Regions from separate parts of the Homo sapiens genome. Here all the other regions are linked to region 1. Evidence: chromatin contacts called from ENCODE Hi-C or POLR2A ChIA-PET data. All regions are on one chromosome and are shown on one strand. Each heading gives the region's core, a stretch centred on a gene start or an enhancer-like site at or near the end of the contact. The rest is flanking DNA. Distances are from core to core; before and after follow the strand shown. Region 1 holds the start of COG8 (component of oligomeric golgi complex 8). Region 2 overlaps SLC7A6 (solute carrier family 7 member 6). Region 3 holds the start of DDX19A-DT (DDX19A divergent transcript).

Region 1 (2,572 bases), core at 37-2,536:
GTAATCCCAGCTACTGAGGCACAAGAATCACTGGAAACTGGAAAGTGGAGGCTGCAGTGAGATCGCACCACTGCACTCTAGCCTGGGCGACAGAGTGAAACTGTGTCAGGAAGAAAGAGAAAGAGAAATGAAAAGAAAAAACAGAGCAAGAAAGAAAAAGAAAAAAATAGAAAAAGTTATTTTCTCAACTCTACAAGGATCATCCTCCATGGCCAGGTTAACAGCTCTTTTTCTGGACCCCGGTGTCTTCATTGCTGCCACTTATTTGCTTTCTGATCTCTAGCTGGGTCTCCCTAGGCTCTTCTACTTCGCTGGAGAAAACTAACCCTACGCAGCCACATAGCATTCCTATCCCATAGCCCTGACCATGCTCAAGCTGCAAGACCTCTACACATCTCCATGTGCTGAAACTCCTCCAAGCACACTGTCAGGGACTCTGTGGGAGAGAAGCTGCCGGACAATCTGCCTAATCCTTGACTTCATCGCCCGTGGCAGAATTGGAAACCGCCCCACAAACCTTGGCATAAGGTGCAAGGTAATCCAGAGCTGTGACGTGCAACCGAAACTTGTGGGTTTTAGTGAATTTTCCAAAGCAGGTCCCCAGCGACACCAGCTTGTCCCCGGAAATATTGGCGGCCAGCTTCATAATCTTCTCACTAAAAGGGTAAAGGGGGAGCAAGGTTGCGGATGAAGGAGGCTCGTGGGACCCAGGACCCCTCTCCCCTGGGTCCATGCTGCCTGCCCGGCCCCGCCTCACCTCACATAGTACACCCGGTCGTTGTGCAGACGGAAACAGTAGGTGCCATCGGGCCGGTCCACCAGCAGTTGAAGATTCTCCCCAATGCTGAGGGCAAAAAGAGGACTGGAGACCGCGCCCGAACGAACCGGTCTCCGGCACCGCGCCCCCACTCCACCCTTGGCCACCACACCCACACACTCCCGCGTCCGCCCCGCGCGCTCCTACTATTTCGCTATCTTCTCAAACATGACACGGGTCTCCTCTTCAGTCAAAGGCCGCATTTTTCCCCCTGGGTTGGAACACCGGATCCTCGTGCCTTGGTAACTGGAAACGGAAGTCGGTCGCTCGCTGCTCCCCGGCAATCCCAAAGCCTTCCTCTCTAGCCCCGTACCAATAGTTCGTCTCGCTAGCGCCCAATAGTCTGGACGACCGCAGGGGAAAGCAAGCCGGCCGGATGAGAAAGCATAGAGACCGGAAATGTGCCTGTTTCTTCCTGTCCTAAGTTCGGAGTCAGCGCCCCTTGTGGTCCGGAAGGGAAGTGACGTTGTTGCTGGGAAGATGGCGACCGCGGCGACTATCCCATCGGTAGCCACGGCCACAGCAGCGGCTCTCGGCGAGGTGGAGGATGAAGGGCTCCTGGCGTCGCTGTTCCGGGACCGCTTCCCCGAGGCCCAGTGGCGCGAGCGGCCCGATGTGGGCCGCTACCTCCGGGAGTTGAGCGGCTCGGGGCTGGAGCGGCTGCGGCGCGAGCCCGAGCGCCTGGCGGAGGAGCGGGCGCAGCTGCTGCAGCAGACGCGCGACTTGGCCTTCGCTAACTACAAGACCTTCATCCGCGGCGCCGAGTGCACCGAGCGCATCCACCGCCTGTTTGGCGACGTGGAGGCGTCGCTCGGCCGCCTGCTCGACCGTTTGCCCAGCTTCCAGCAGAGCTGCAGGTGCGACGCGCCTGGCGCTAAAGGGGTTTTATAACTGTAAAAGCTGACATTTACGATGGTAGAAATAACTAACACATAAAGCGTTTACCACGTTCCAGGTTCTCTGCTGAGCGCTTTATTAATCCATTTAAACCTCACAACAGCCTTCGAGATAGGTACTGTTATTCCTTTTTTATCTTTTTTGAGACGGAGTCTCGCCCTGTCGCCAGGCTGGAGTGCAGTGGCGAGATCTCGGCTCGCTGCAACCTACCTCTGCCTCCTGGGTTCAAGCGATTCTCCTGCCTCAGCCTCCTGAGTAGCAGGGACCATAGGCGCGCGCCACCACGCCCAGCTAATTTTTTTGGATTTTTAGTAGAGACGGGGTTTCAGCATGTTGGCTGGGATGGTCTCGATCTTTTGATGTCGTGATCTGTCCGCCTCGGCCTCCCAAAGCGCTGGGATTACAGGCATAATCCACTGCGCCCAGCCCTGTTATTTCCATTTTACATATGAGCAAGTCAAGACAGAGATTAGTGACGTCCAAGGACACAGCTAGGAGGTTTCGAATTCAGAACTGGTTACCCAGAAGCACGTCCCTCCCTCGAAGGGCAGTTGTGGGCACAAAGAAAAAGGATTCATGCAAAGCTCTTATTATCGGGTCTGACACAGTTAACATTATAGGTGTGAGCTGAATATATGTGCACATTTATATACTTATTTTATACGAAAGCGTGGACCGGAGGTCATCTGCTTCAAAACTTCCATTGACGGGAAGGTGACAAGGAAATCCTCGCATTTGAGGGCATCAGATATCAAAAAGTCTCTCCATTTGGATGGCTGGATGTGGTGGCTCAGCCTGTAATCCCAGCACTTTGGGAGCCTGAGGCTTGAACCCAGGAGTTCGAGAGCAGCCTGGCCA
Region 2 (2,572 bases), core at 42-2,541, 1.1 Mb after region 1:
CCAGCTCCTTCTTGGGAATTGCTCCCCCTTCCCTATCATGACTGATGGAGCCAGACACTGGACCCAAGTTGAGCCTGTTACATTGCCTCTCCCAGAAACACAGAGTTGGAATACCAAGAAACTGAATCTAACAGTAATGGGCAGAAGGGTCAGGAGCTACAGCAAGTGAAAGTCACATACAAGCCCTTAGTAACAAAGGGACAGAAACCATAAGTAAATAGAGGAAGGAAGCAGAACACAAAAAGAAGCAGAAGTGGGAGGGCATGCAGCTTAGACAAAAAGACAGACAGGGGGCCGGGGCAGCGGTGCACACCTGGAGTCCCAACTGTGTGGGAGGCTGAGGTGGGAGAACTGCCGAACCCAGGAGTCCGGGCCTATAGTGCACTGTAATAGCATCTGTGAATAGTCACTGCACTCCAGCCAGGGCAACAGAGTGAGAACTTGTCTCTAAAAAAAAAAAAAAAAAAGACGAGAAAATACACAGAAGAGACAGAGGGGTGAGAGATAAGAGACAAGGAGGCAGAGACAGAAGAGGATAAAAGGAGAGAAACACAAAAAGGTGGAAATAAACATGGAGAAAGAGACTGTCTGACAATATCCTGGCAGTGCTAACTGTGCTTCTGGTTTGCAGCTCCAAGGGGAAGAGAAGCTGATACACTCCTCAGACCCACTAACTGGCACTGGGTCTCACTTCTGATCCTTCTCCTTCCTTCTATCCTGCCATAAATGTCCTACAGGTTTGGTCCTCTCTGTGCACAGGTAAATATTACACACAGTGGAAATTCAACTATGTGCTAAACTAATGAATAAAGAAGGCTGCTTGTGGAAATGCCTGCAGAGTCCATTCCAATAGACCAGCTGGAAGGATACAAAAGCACCTGGTCAGAGTGGCTCCTCTGGGGAGAAAGACTAAAGCTGTGGAGAGGGAAGGAGACTTTTTCCACTCTGTGGTTTACCATGGTTTACCGTGAACATACGCCTCTTTCTAGATAAAAATAAAAATAGTTCGTGCTCACTTCAGCAGCACATATACTAAAATTGGAACGACGCAAAGAAGATTAGCATGGCCCCTGAAAATTTTTAAAAGAATTTGTTTAAAAATAAAAATGGTTCATTAGCAACAATGTAGCACCAGAAGGCAGAGCCAGGGTAGTGTGAAGCTAGGAGGCACCTAGGGCACAAAATTTAAGGAGGCACTCACTCTCAGGGGACCACATGCCGGAACCTGAGAGTGAGTACGCCCTTCAACGCTGACCCCAGGCACCTCGTTTGCCTCACCCTACTATCAGCCCTGCCAGAGAACAGAGAGCTCCTAGAACAGTCTGTCAAGCAGAAGCCAAGTCCCTTGACTGTTCTCCTGATTCTAATTAAGAAACAAAATTTCACCATCTGATCCTTACTCCTCTATTGCTTCCCAGAACTCCCAGCCCCCCTAGCTTACCATAAACTATCAGAGTTCAAACAAAGTCAACAACTGGGCCTTAAAGCCAGATGCTAAGATTCAGCTACCACAATTAAAACATCCAAGCCTTCCCTCTTCTCCTGATCTCATTTCCTTGCTGGACAAGCCTGCACCAAGGAGCGTGGGACCCACGTGAGGGTCTTCAAGGCTCTCTGGGAGCTTATTGCTGAGAAAGGAGTACTCAAATGGCAGATCCAAACTGAAAGCCAAAGCAGAAACAAATCCCCAAAGTCTCTGTGGCAGACATGGCTAGTTATCTTCCTCTATCTGTTCTTCCCTTTTTCATTCGTAATAGAAATTTTAGCTGAAGGCATGGCTGTCCAAAATAAAGCTGACATTGCCCAGCCTCTCCTGCAGGTAGGTACGGCTGTGCAACCAGGTTTTCTCCCGGGATGTATGCAAATATTTCATATAAGACCTCAGAAAGTGTCTTTAAATGGGGGAGGCAGTGTCTTTGTCCTTCTTGTCAGTTACAGTGCAGACATGACAGCTAGAGCTTCAATAACCATCCTGGACCACCAGCTAGAAGTCACAGGCTGAGGATGGCAGGAAGACAGAAGGAATAAACCTGGCTCCCTGAAGAACTGAAGTCATCCAAACCACACTGCCTCCTTTTAACATGTGAGAGAAACAAACATCAACATGTTTGAGCCATGCTGCTAAAGGTTTTCTGTTGTCTGAAACCCAAGTTAATAGTGAATAACATATGCACCCTCTCGCAGAACTGTGCCTTTCATACTCTCTTTCTGATGAGGAGATTGCCTGGCAATCTGAAGCTGTACTCCCAGCTACGCTGACAGTAGTCACAACTCTCTTTTCCCACAGGCAACAGAGAGCGGAGGGAAACCTTCCAATTCCTCCCAGACAGGCTGAATGTTATAAAGGGGCATTCAAGGACAAAGGAGTGCAACCGTAAACAAAAAATAACAACAAAAATGTGGAAGAAAGGCCGGGCGCAGTGGCTCACACCTGTAATGCCAGCACTTTGGGAGGCCGAGGCGGGCAAATCACAAGGTCAAGGGTTTGAGACTAGCCTGGCCAGTATGGTGAAACCCCGTCTCTACTAAAAATACAAAATAATTAGCTGGGCATAGTGGCGTATGCCTGTAG
Region 3 (2,572 bases), core at 46-2,545, 1.0 Mb before region 1:
CTTGCCAGCCTTGTCTAATTCTGTCAATAGCCCTCTCAAAAATCCCCATACCGGCTGGGCGCGGTGACTCACGGCTGTAATCCCAGCACTTTGGGAGGCCGAGGTGGGCGGATCACTTGAGGTCGGGAGTTCGAGACCAGCCTGACCAACATGGAGAAACCCCGTCTCTACAAAAAATACAAAATTAGCCGGGCGTGGTGGCGCATGCCTGTAATCCCAGCTACTCGGGAGACTGAGGCAGGAGAATCGCTTGAACCCGGGAGGCGGAGGTTGCGGTGAGCCGAGATGGCGCCATTGCACTCCAGCCTGGGCAACAAGAGCAAAACTCTGCCTCAAAAGAGAAACAACTACAACAAAAAAAAAGACAGTCCATTATCACTAAACAAACCTAAAGTTTAGGTCTTAGATATAAGAACAGAAAGCCACAGTGTATGCTGTAATTACATTCCAGTTGAATGAATATTCATTACTGAAAGAACAAGTACATGAAACCGTTACTTTACACATCAATGAAACAATTTGTAGTGCCTCCTTCCAACATCTGCAGTAGATTGAGGTATTAAATCCAAAAGTCAATCTGTTATTCTGCAAAGAGCTACAAACTACCAACCACGTTAAGCATGGATCTAAGAAATGTTAAATACAGAGTAGTACAGAAACATGCGAAGAACAGTCGCGTAATGAAAAAGAGAATCAGAATCTAAACTTGGCTTTCCTTATAATCGTCACCGAGGAGGTCAATAGAGGAATGACAGCATGCATAGTGGGGCGGATTTACCAAAGGATGAAGTCCTTAACCAGCCCAGATGGAGATAAAAAGCTCGACATTGGTCTCTTTAGCTCTAAGAGCAAATCAAGGGCAAGTGACTGCCCTAGCAAACTGCAGGAGCGCGTTGCCCAGGGGCCTCCCCAACCCGGGGAGCTCCCTGTGCTTTTGGGAGGTTTCGCTTGGGCCCCTGCTACGTCCTCCTCGCCAGGAGCTGAGCTACTGACCGACTTGACAGCCGCTTCCTGCTCGTCCACCGCCAGGGCCCACGAGTCGGTGGCCATAGTCCCGGACAAGGGAGACCCACTTGTGAAAATATGCGCTGCACCACGTCGCAACGCGGGCCCTAACCTCGCCACCGGCGCGAGAATGCACCTCACGCGGACCGGAAGCGGCGGTGAGCACAGGTGACGTCAGTTCCCACCCAGCGTGCGACATCATCATTCTGCGCGGCGCCAGGTCTCTCCTCGGGCCTCGCCTTTCCCTTCGTGCGCAAACCTCGCGCTTTTTGCTCACCCTTCCAGGACGCGGCCTCCTCGCTTCTTAAAATGTCTGAGCTCTACGAAGTGGAACTGTTAGCCCTCCGTTTATTGCCTTACTTCACACTGAAATAAGCCAACGTTTATTTTATTTTATTTATTTTATTATTTATTTTATTATTTTTTTTCGAGACGGAGTCTCGCTCTGTCCCAGGCTGGAGTGCCGTGGCGGGATCTCGACTCACTGCAACCTCCGCCTCCGTGTTCAAGCTATTCTACCTCAGCCTCCCGAGTAGCTGGGATTACAGGTGCCCGCCACCACGCCCGGCTAATTTTTGTATTTTTAGTAGAGATGGGGTTTCACCATGTTGGCCAGGCTGATCTCGAACTGCTGACCTTGTGATCCTCCCGCCTCAGCCTCCCAAAGTGTTGGGATTACAGGCGTGAGCCACCGCGCCCGGCCCCCAACGTTTCTTTTTAAGCCTGTCATATCTCACATTAAATGTGTAAGTCTCTGAACTGTAGGGCTTTGAACAAAGGAAAGTTCCATGAGAATACTATATGATGCCAATTTCTACTGTTAGGAACGCGATAACAGGTAAGAAAACAAAAACCAAAACGCAACAGAAGACCCGTAAACCCCATAATTCCACCATCCAATAAACACAACACACAATGCGTTTTTTCGTTTCTTTTTTGAGTCAGGGTCTCATTGTGTCGCCCAGGCTGGAATGCAGTGGTGTGATCTCGGCTCACTGCACCCTTGACCTCCCACCTCAGCCTCCCAGGTAGCTGGGCCCACAGGCCCGCACCACCACTCCTGGCTAGTTTTTAAACTTTTTGCAGAGACGGAAGTCTTCATTATATTGCTCAGGCTGCTTTTGATCTCCTGCTAACTCCAGAGATCCTCCTGCCTTGGCCTCTCAAAGTGTTGGGATTACAGGCATGAGCCACCACACCTGGCCATTATGTTGAAGGACCACCAAATACATAATGTATAATCTATTTATATGAGATTCAAGAATAGGACAAATAAAATCTATGCTGATAAAAACTAACAGAGCTTACCTGTGGAGAAGGATGTTTGGTCCAGACACAAGAGAACTTCCTGGGTGATAGAATTATTCTGTATCTTGATTGGGACCTGGTTACATAGATGTGTAAATTTGTTAAGTCATGCTACTTTGTATTTCTAAACTCATGGAACCATTATTTACAGATATCACCCAGGCTGGAGTGCAGTGGCCGGGTCTTGGCTCACTGCAACCTCTGCTTCCTGGATTCAAGCGGTTCTCCTGCCTCAGCCTCCCAAGTAGCTGGGATTACA

What was found. Hi-C counts contacts between places; a loop is a spot of excess contacts on that map. ChIA-PET counts read pairs that join two places held with the same protein, here RNA polymerase II (POLR2A). Pooled maps may share reads with other maps.
Region 2: a pooled map shows a loop between it and region 1 (3-fold over the local background). The contact joins the enhancer-like site here to the promoter of COG8 in region 1. A Hi-C loop is called at or near these places in 1 of 50 pooled maps. POLR2A ChIA-PET finds 5 or more read pairs at or near these places in 2 of 52 experiments (B cell and PC-3).
Region 3: a map of CD8-positive, alpha-beta T cell shows a loop between it and region 1 (8-fold over the local background). The contact joins the promoter of DDX19A-DT here to the promoter of COG8 in region 1. A Hi-C loop is called at or near these places in 1 of 168 maps with a recorded cell type or tissue (CD8-positive, alpha-beta T cell), 1 of 37 single-sample maps with no recorded cell type and 6 of 50 pooled maps.

What each region holds. Positions count from the first base shown.
Region 1 is chr16:69,338,278-69,340,849 of GRCh38, reverse strand. It overlaps COG8 (component of oligomeric golgi complex 8), which reads left to right and starts at 1,286. Exons shown (of 6, transcript NM_032382.5): 1 at 1,286-1,674. The coding sequence starts at 1,298. It overlaps NIP7 (nucleolar pre-rRNA processing protein NIP7), which reads right to left and starts at 1,078. Exons shown (of 5, transcript NM_016101.5): 1 at 965-1,078; 2 at 758-844; 3 at 518-656. The coding sequence starts at 1,020. RefSeq lists enhancers at 700-779, 960-1,079 and silencers at 1,500-1,549, 1,560-1,609.
Region 2 is chr16:68,282,755-68,285,326 of GRCh38, reverse strand. All of the region lies in intron 3 of SLC7A6 (solute carrier family 7 member 6), which reads right to left. It also overlaps the pseudogene RNU6-1262P. Among named protein-coding and RNA genes, the nearest start is that of SLC7A6, 20 kb to the right of the region's middle. RefSeq lists an enhancer at 966-1,105. Within about 2 kb of position 1,291, at least 16 of the 41 ENCODE cell types and tissues checked have a DNase peak (open chromatin) inside an H3K27ac peak, as active enhancers do; they include B cell, where a contact is called at or near this core.
Region 3 is chr16:70,345,470-70,348,041 of GRCh38, reverse strand. DDX19A-DT (DDX19A divergent transcript) reads left to right here and starts at 1,295. Exons shown (of 5, transcript NR_039997.1): 1 at 1,295-1,843. It overlaps DDX19A (DEAD-box helicase 19A), which reads right to left and starts at 1,139. Exons shown (of 12, transcript NM_018332.5): 1 at 994-1,139. The coding sequence starts at 1,050. RefSeq lists enhancers at 895-1,384, 903-1,520, 1,521-2,139.